Regions from separate parts of the Homo sapiens genome. Here region 1 is linked to region 2. The links are chromatin contacts, found by Hi-C or POLR2A ChIA-PET in ENCODE. All regions are on one chromosome and are shown on one strand. Each heading gives the region's core, a stretch centred on a gene start or an enhancer-like site at or near the end of the contact. The rest is flanking DNA. Distances are from core to core; before and after follow the strand shown.

Region 1 (4,923 bases), core at 54-2,553, 810 kb before region 2:
ATCTTTTGTTGAAATGGGGTCTCACCATGTTGCCCAGGCTGGTCTCAAACTCCTGGGCTCAGGTGATCCTTCTGCCTCAGCCTCCCAAAATGTTGGAATTACAGGTGTGAGCCACCATGCTTGGCCATTGACTATTTCTTATTCATGTTTTTGTTCCATGCATTGTTCAACACAATGCACAATAGGTAATGAATATAAGACTGGGTTTCTGAGTGGGACTTGTGTAATTAATTACACAGGATCCTGCACTTAGAAGGGCACACTCTTGCTTTAATGCTCAGATGCCATTGTTCTGAATTTCTTAATACTTTTTTAAAAGGACCCTGAATTTTCATTTTGAATTGAGCCCCCCAAAATTATGTAGCCAATCTTCAATGAATGTAAACTTGCTGAGTGAATTAATGATTCAAGGGCCAACAGGATCTAATTGGAATAGTTCTGCAGGTCATTTTTTTACTAGGGTCTATTATACTCCAGGCACACCATATGAGTCTCATATGAGTTATGTGATGGATGGCTTAGAAATGAGCAAAGTTCTCCTTTAGGAAACATCTTCAGTTCTCAAGTGTACTATTTCTTTCTTTCTTTCTTTTTGAGACAGAATCTCACTCTGTTGCCCAGGCTGGAGTGCAGTGGCGCGATCTCGGCTCACTGCAAGCTCCGCCTCCCGGATTCACGCCATTCTCCTGCCTCAGCCTCCGGAGTAGCTGGGACTACAGACGCACGCCGCCAAGCCCTGCTAATTTTTTTTTTTTTTTTTTTTTTTTGTATTTTTAGTAGAGACGGGGTTTCGCCGTGTTAGCCAGGATGGTCTCGATCTCCTGACCTTGAGATCCGCCCGCCTCTGCCTCCCAAAGTGCTGGGATTATAGGCGTGAGCCACCGCGCCCGGCCTCTCAGTTGTACTATTTCTTAAATAACACATTGAGCTCTATATTGATGTGGTCACTTGTGACTTACTCAGATATTACTGGAACCCTCTCAACTGAAGCAGAATTTTTTTGTGTGTAATTACTTCTCAAATCTACATCCCCAACACTAGGAAATGAGTAAGTTAAAGTCCCAGGCATTGTTTACTAGGCAACAGATCTCTTTGCATTTTGTAAATTATTTGCCACCTGTCGCATATCGCAAGTACGAGTGAGAGATATCAATGTGGAGAAATACATTTCATTCAGGACCATGCTGATGAGTCTACGGAAGTTTGCAGAAAAAGCAAAAGCAGTAAAAAACCTTCAATTAGGACGGATTAACCACATTATATGTGCGCCTGGTAATGAATGACTGAATTGGACCTTCTACAGCTGAAGCTTTGTGGCTTTGGGTGCCTGGAAGAACTAGTTTCGTTTTTAGTCTAGATAAGAACAGTGCTAAGAAATATTTATGAGAAGCTGGGGTAAATATTGAAAATTATTGACTGAATCAATCTTTTCAGAGTACGAGAAGCCCCTTTAAGAATTCAGAAGAATTTTTTTTTAGTTCATTAATCAGTTCACCAAGCTACAATCAAAATTTTCTTACTAAGCTTCAATATGACAGGCTGAGCTCTCACTATCTGTTTGGATCATGATCCATGGATTATGGCCTCCTTAGTGCAGTTGACAACTTAAACTGTTTTAGCTCAAGAGGAGTTTTTATGGGTACTTTTAGCAGTGAGTCAAAAAGGTGCCTGCAGAGTAAATAGGACTTTAAACGACATACCTTTCAATTCATTGCCTCTTGGCAAAATGTACAGATTCCAAGTCTATTTCATGAAAGCCTTCTATGGATCTCAGTGGACTACCTCATGCGTGTACTGAACCTGGGTTTGGGTCATCACTCCTTGTTCAACAGTGACAGAAAACTCTTTTCATTAATAACAATTGCAGAACATTATTATCTTTCAGATAAACTATTAACAGATTGTGAAATTAGTGACTAAAAACACTGCTTTGAAAGAAGGTGAATTTCAAACTTATGCAACCAAGCAGGACTGAGTAAATCCAGCATTATGTCTATTTGGTGATTATTTAGAGATGTGGAGTTATGATTTCGTTAATAGAGTGCATTCGTTTTGCAATGATGGGATATAGTAAACCTGTATCATTAATGAACAAAATATCATCCCTTGATCTTTTTTTCTGAAGTCCTCAGAGAGAATTCCTCCTTGGTGGCCTACTTATACATTGTACATCTTTCATGACACCTCATTATCTTCCTGTACTTAATTATTTTTATCATTTTCTCTCTTTCTCTCTAGCCAAATGCTCCTTGAGTATAAAGACCACTTTATTTATTTATTTATTTATTTATTTTGAGACGGAGTTGCCCAAGCTAGAGTGCAGTGGCACGATCTCCGCTCCCTGCCACTTCTGCCTCCAGGTTCAAGCAATTCTCCCACCTCAGCCTCCCGAGTAGCTGGGATTACAGGCACATGCCACCATGCCTGGCTAATTAAGAACACCTGTTCTTAATATCTTTATCCATAGTTCCTGGCAGATAATAAATGCTTATTAAATAATAATGAAAGGGTGCTTGGATTATTCTTCTTTTACATCATACCATGGTTATGTGTATCTTCTTAGTCCTGATGCCTAGGTAGCTATCAAGTCTATGGAAGGCAGCCTCAGTCCATAGAAAATGTATATCAGGCTGAAAAGTTTTAAGCACACATGAGAGTGTGCCCATATGTGATGGTGGAGAGACTGCTGGAAAGCAGAGTGTTTTCTAATTCTGGGGGGCATGAGTATCTAGATTGAGGAGCAGAGAGAGACGGGGTTTGGGAAGAAAGCAAACAGCACAGAAATTGCCTTGATGCACTGTACACACAGTGAACCACATCCTCACCCTTGTGGGGAGTTGCTCTCTGAGATATCTGGCTTTTGCTCTGACATCGGGAAGGAGGCACTCATTTTTTAAATTTCTGCTCCCAAAATATAGGCTTTAGGAGCGGGGATGGAGAAGCACAGTTAGACCCCTGACAATTTTGTTGTTGTTGTTATAGCATGGAAACGTTTTATCTAATGAAAAAAATTAGGAAGACATTTTAGTTGTAAAATATATAAAACTCTGTGGGGCAGAGTGCCAACACATTCATCTACAGAGCAACAAATATTTCACAGGTGTGTATAAAAGACATCTTGTAAAAAATTCTTTTTATAAACAAAATCAATCTATATTGGACTCTGCTTCTCCCCTTCTATAGAACCAGGATCAGTTCTTCATAAAAGTGTATAAGTACACATACATATATATGCATATACATGCACGGATATACACACATATGTATATGTGTGTGTGTGTATATATATATACACATATATACACATATATATATACACATATATACACATATATATACACATATATATATACACATATATACACATATATATACACATATATATACACACATATACATATATATACACACACATATACATATATATACACACATATATACATATATACACATATATATACATATATATACACATATATATACATATATATACACATATATATACATATATATATATAAAATCTACCTAGAAAGTAGTTAAATTAACTGCAGTAGAAAAGTTTAATCTGTGAATCTAATTAAGCATATTTTTTAAATGTCAATTGGAGGCCCATTTTAACAGGCAGGATAGAAGAATATTAACTAAATTGTGATAATTTATATAGCTCTCATTTCTCCTAATTTAGCTGTTGTAAGATATTTTTTCAAAAAAAAATTTCTTTTTAGCTGCACCAGTTTTCCCTTAACATAATTTCCAATGACAATATAAAATGCAATATATTTATTTATTGACATTTTAAGGTAATTTCTATTTTATTTTTCCTCTGAGATTATTTTAAACTTACATTTTCTTTTTTTGATTTTTTTTTCTTTTTGTAATTGTGCACCCAAAACATTTATTTTTTAGGTACTTGTGATAGACATTGCTCTCCCCTATTTCTGCTCCTTCCATGTATACACAGAATTGTGAGTTGTTGAAGTAATGGGAGACCATTTGCTTTAAGTCTGACTTCTCTCACGATAGGAGGGTAAATATTGGTTAGTTTAAACCAGTTATTTATCTTTCCAGTAATAGAAATGGAAATGGTCACATGATGTAACTCAGCTGATGAGACACAAAGGAAAGCCTGTTGGGAGGCACCTGGAAAAACTGTTATTACTTAATAAGAGGGACAAGGGAAAGATACGCAGTTTTGTAGTCTTTTTGAGGGATGAGAATGCAATAATTGGAGCTGCTACAGCCACTTGCAATTAGGTGGAAGAGATAAGCCTGAGGGCAAAGCTGAGGAATTAGAAAGAAAAGTTGAATAGTTCCTGGGTCAATGATAAAATCCTCTGGATATGCAAGGTTATACATTGTCTAATGTTTAGAGCTATTTTGAGTAGCATCCTCTGTTGCTTTCATTGAAAGCATGTTAACAGACATCACCAATTCTAGAAACTCATGGCTGCTACTGAGAATGGGGATGTGAGTTAATACCAGAAGATGCCATTCAGTTTAGTATTCCTTATTAAATGTGCAGACTCTACCAATTAAGCTTTATAATTTGATACATGGGATATTAGATGAAGACCAAGTTGGGCTTAGGATGAAACGCTATCATTCCAAATATCCATATTTTTGGAATTATTTTAATGTTTAAGATTATATACAGGCATATCTCAGAGATATTGTGGATTCAGTTCCAGACCACTGCAATAAAGTAAATATCACAATAAAACAAGTCACACAAGTTTTTTGGTTTTGCAGTGCAAATAAAAATTATGTGTACATTATACTGTAGTCTATTAAGCATTCAATAACATTATATCTAAAAAGCAATACATACACATTAATTTAAAATGCTTTATTGCTGGAAAATACTAGCATTCATCTGAAACTTTAGTGAGCCATAATCTTTTTTGCTAATGGAGGGTCTTGCC
Region 2 (4,764 bases), core at 317-2,816:
ATGAGAACTTTTTCCTTGGTGTAAAAACCACACATCCAAATGGATTCCAGATGTCTTACTACCAGGAAGTCCGCTGACACTGCAAACTCAAACTTGACCATGACTTTAGCTTTTTTTCTTTACACAAACTGGTATTAGATTCTCAGGCTACTCTAAATTCCCTGGTAAATCTGATTCTTTCATGTCTTCATATAAACTCTCCCTTTATTTGTACCACAATTTTCCCTACCTCCCAGCTAACTCTTAATCCTTCAAAATGACTCGTGTCAATTTTCCTGGGGACCCTCTATTCTATCCCCTAATACTCTCTCTGTACCATGTCACACAAATCTCATTACACTGTAATTGTCTGTCTACTTCCCCCTTGAGGGTAGGAACTCTGTCTTTCATCTTGGTGATTGTGGAATGTCGGTGGTTGCTTACTGTTCATTAAAAGAGTAACTGACCAATTTTCTCATATTTTAGAGAACCATCTTTAATATCTTATATAAAACAAATGTCCATTAAATACTGCTTGATAGGAATAGAGAATATCCTAACAATTAAAATAATTTTTATTTGAAATAGCTTACTACAGGAAGGTTTTTTTTTTTTTTTCCCCCCCCAGAGACAGGGTCTCACTTTGTTGCCCAGGCTAGGGTGTAGTGGCTATTCACAGGCATGAGCCTAGCACATTGCAGCCTTAAACTCCTGGCTTCAAGCAATCCTCCTGCCTCAGCCTCCCAAGTAGCTGGAACTAAAGACATGTGCCACCATGCTCAGCTTACAAGAAATTTTTCATTGATAAATATATTCTGCTTCTAAATCTGAAGTATAATCAGAACTTATTTATGCAATTTTTTTTTTACACTAAGCTTTTACTTAGTTTTCTCTTGGTAGGTTTCCAAAAATTTACTTAAATTCAGGGAAACATTTTAAGTCCTTTAAACATATAAAACGTAGATCTTCAAAGATATGACCTCTTTATATGATAATGCCAATGACTAAGTACACTTAGAAGACAAGCATATGCCTTAAAAACATCAACAGCAAAATTAATATATTTTATATATCCTATGGTAAGACAAAAAAAAGTATTTCATCTTTTGTAAATAAATTTATATATAAGAAAAAACATTCACTCTTGCCTGTTTTTTATCTATAGAGTCAAATCCAGCAATTTTGTTTCCTTTTGTGTCAATCAAGGAACCCATAGGTTCACAAGTGATGACATCACATGTCTGTTTCGGCAAAGGTAGTAACTGTCGAACTTTGTCAATACTTTCTGATCGCTTGTCTCCTAGCTCTTTCTAAAGAAAAAAGAGAGAGAGAGAGAGTGAGAAGTGGGACAGAAATTACAATGAAGGCAAAAGTTAACCAGAAGGAAGTTCCCCTATGAAACATTTCCCTTTTTATAGCTTAGCGCATGTTCTTTAACCCTGAACATGTTCTACAAGGCAGTTCCAAATAGAGCAATGAGTGTTTCATTTCTTCTATTTAAGTAGAAAATAGAACACATACAAAGGCACTGTTGTTACACAACAAACATCATAGTGCTGAAATGACAAAAATCCAGGGTAGTGATCACAATCAGAAGACAGGAGCTGCAGAACAGAACACTTTCTCATGTCCAGGGTCAGATTACAAGGTAACCATTGATTTATTTGATTGGTAATGCATCAGATTTATTTGGTTTCTTTTTTGCACTGTTTTCTTACAATTTTTTTTTAAAGGAGTCTGTTAGTGGTCGGTCAAATGAATCGATTTATAAATTTCAATGCAGATGGCTATTTTTTCAATTACACGTGCCAGTCCAAGCATAGAGTTATCCTAAATCTATCTAATGTTAGTATTCTGGTTATATATTTAACAGTGGATTTCTAAAGTTCTTTAAAAAATTAAACATGTTTTATAATGTAATTGTTTTCAATAAAAAATAATCAAGGTTATGTGCATGTAACTTCTGGGTACTAATAAGGTTAGGTGAAACAAATAGCAAATAATCACATTAAATTAAGTTGAATACAATTAATAACATTTAATGAGTAATAAATTAAAATGCACTAGATAATAAATCCATAAACAACTTGAGCTCATAATACAGGCTGATCTCAAACTTACTTTCAGTTTCTTTACTAAATTCATGTATGCACGCTTGTTCTCTTCAGATCCCCCAGGGGATGCATTTGATAGGTCAGAGGCTAACGTTCCATTGATTAAAACACCCAGCATGTCAAGAACTGTTGTGAATAATTCACTAAGAAAGAAAATAATTATTTTCATCTTAAAGTGAAACTGAAATACACTTATTTAACTGAGTATTTTTATTCAAGGCACAGAATTTTTAATAGCATCCAAGTAAATAAGATGTGGCAGAAATCGCCATCAGTATATCAAAGCTTATACCATGCATACATGTAGCAAAATCAATGTGAAGTGATAAAAACATACTTGTTAGTGTGCATGTCAACAGTTCCTGAAGTAATGATCTGAAGGAGTAGCAGGGCCCAGTCTGTAGTCCACTGGGTGCTCCTCTGCACCGTGTCAAACATTCCTCCTACCTAGCAGACAAAATACAGTAAGATATTTGCATTCTGTAAAACAGAAAGAACACCCCATTGCTTTATGTTATCAAATTTTGATTGTTTTTTATTTAAAAAAACAAGGGATGCTCTAGTTTATAGATTACCTTATCTTTTCTCTTTTACCTACATGTTTATCACTATTTTTAGTTCTTTCAGCACAGTTCAGTCATTCAAACATTAACTAAAATGAAGAAGGGACGTGAGTATCTGAATGTGGGCACCAATAAACTTAGCTTTCTTTTGTTCCAAATCTTTTATGATGTCCAGTTTTATGATGCAATTATAGTTGAATTAAACCTGAATAATGTCAAAGTCATGTAATCCAATTATCTGCATCTTTGTGTTTGCTGTACAATTACTATTGAATCTAAGCCTGCTATCATAATACCATATGGAAACATCCACTATCACAGCAGTGGTGGGCAGGAGGCTTGGCCCGCACACCTACCAGTTCACGTGTTGGGACAAGGTTAGAAACAACTGCAAAAGTATCAGGCAGGCCATCCTCCAGAGGGGCCTGCACTTGGGCCTGCCTGATGGGAAAAGAAAACTCAAGGAATGCACAATATGTGAGACATTTTAAATTTCTATAAAACTTCTCTGTGGGATTTGTCTTTATAATCAATTTGATGGAAAGTTGGACAAAACTTTGAGTTAAAAGACTTTTTAAATGGTTTTAAGTAAGTATAGTAGAAGCTAACACTTATAACAGTCTTCTCAGATTTATTCTTAGCACAAACTGAAGAGAAGGAGAGATTCACTGGGGTAGAGGTAGAGAAGGCAAATCTATGCTTAAAATACCTAGCACTGTCTAGATGTCTGACCAGACAGGAAGGAAAGCAGCAAGGGAAACAGAAGGCTTTAGAAACAGGGAAGTAATTACAGAGAGCAAAGAGTGGAAGGCCTCACCTTGTAATGCAGACTTTGCACTTAGGAGAAGTGGAAAGCTGGAGGTATTTTCACATGTAAATATGTTTAATGGAGGGAAAATACTAGAAATGTCACTTACCAAATTTAGGCGGAGTTGCAATGCTTCGTGCATCATCTGCCGCGCTTTTATGTCATCTTGGTATCGTTCTTCTCTCCAGTTACTTAAAATCTAAGATCCGGAAAAAAACTCCCCATTAAAGTTTAATTTTTCTCTCATTTAAAGATAAATTGAGCTTTATACTGATAGCAAAAAACCACTTCTTATCTTTAACAAATTAACAAACAAAGCTAAATAAAATTTTAGCTTTCTTCTTCCTCCATGCAGAAAGAAATCTGGCTATTTATTTGTGCATTTGCCGTTCTAGGTGGAGGAAGAAAATCTTATATAATTATATAGCTAGCCTATGATTAAGTCTGGGAAAATGCTTGAGAGGGCCATCAAATTAAGCATTAATAAAAACTTTTAAAATACATTACCTCATTGATCTTACGAAGAAAAACACTGGAGAGAGAGAATTACATTTTGCCTCAGTCCTGTTATATTTCTAGGGACTTGCTGAACCCTAGCAAATGTATTATTTTGATGTTTTATAGAAGAGAAGGTCTGCTATCTTATGTATGTGTCTTCCTTGATAAAGAGAACGCACGGTACTTTGAAAAATATGGCATTGCAGACATCAGCCAAGTGGCTTTATCAGTTTATAAAGTGGGCTGCTTCTTCACTTCCTCACTGACTCACACTAATGCTGGAAAAGGAAAAATTTGCTTAGGAAAGGGAGCCACAAGTGGGCAACACCCTAAAATCAGATGAGATGAGCAAAAAAAAAGTGCAATTCAAAACAAAAACAAAAAACCACTAACAAAAACCCTATCATGCTCTGAAATATGGTCATTAATGAGAGTCATCTTAAAAGAGTTCAAATGAGTCACATGCAGAAGTACTCCATCCCAACAGATGACCTGTAAGTACCCTGCAAGGTGAGAGGAAAGCACTTCCCAAATCTCATCAGAAGAAATGAACCCCTCCCTAAGGCTGGCTTAAGGGGGCAAGGTAGTTAACTAAACAACAAGCTCTCATGGAGCTCAAATAATAGTAGTGGGACAAATAAAACTAAGTGTAACAAGTGGTTTGAGGCATGGCAATGGCATACAGAATGGCTGTGGTCCTATTTTTAGAGGTGATCAAAGGCCTCCCGAAGGAGGTAACATCTTAACAGAGAACTGAATGAAGGGAGCAGGCCATGCTAATCTCTGGAAGGGAATCTTTCCA

Evidence for each region. A loop is a pair of places that touch in the nucleus more often than their neighbours do. ChIA-PET counts read pairs that join two places held with the same protein, here RNA polymerase II (POLR2A). Pooled maps may share reads with other maps.
Region 1: a loop to region 2 is called in a map with no recorded cell type, with 4 times the contacts of the local background. The contact joins the enhancer-like site here to the promoter of P2RY12 in region 2. A Hi-C loop is called at or near these places in 2 of 37 single-sample maps with no recorded cell type and 3 of 50 pooled maps. POLR2A ChIA-PET finds 5 or more read pairs at or near these places in 2 of 52 experiments (GM12878 and activated B cell).

Annotation. Positions count from the first base shown.
Region 1 is chr3:152,190,136-152,195,058 of GRCh38, reverse strand. All of the region lies in intron 1 of LINC02917 (long intergenic non-protein coding RNA 2917), which reads left to right. All of the region lies in intron 1 of LOC101928166 (a long non-coding RNA gene), which reads left to right. Among named protein-coding and RNA genes, the nearest start is that of LINC02917, 13 kb to the left of the region's middle. Within about 2 kb of position 1,303, at least 7 of the 41 ENCODE cell types and tissues checked have a DNase peak (open chromatin) inside an H3K27ac peak, as active enhancers do.
Region 2 is chr3:151,381,555-151,386,318 of GRCh38, reverse strand. P2RY12 (purinergic receptor P2Y12) reads left to right here and starts at 1,566. Exons shown (of 3, transcript NM_022788.5): 1 at 1,566-1,627. It overlaps MED12L (mediator complex subunit 12L), which reads right to left. Exons shown (of 45, transcript NM_001393769.1): 33 at 3,574-3,663; 34 at 2,431-2,540; 35 at 2,101-2,236; 36 at 1,128-1,289.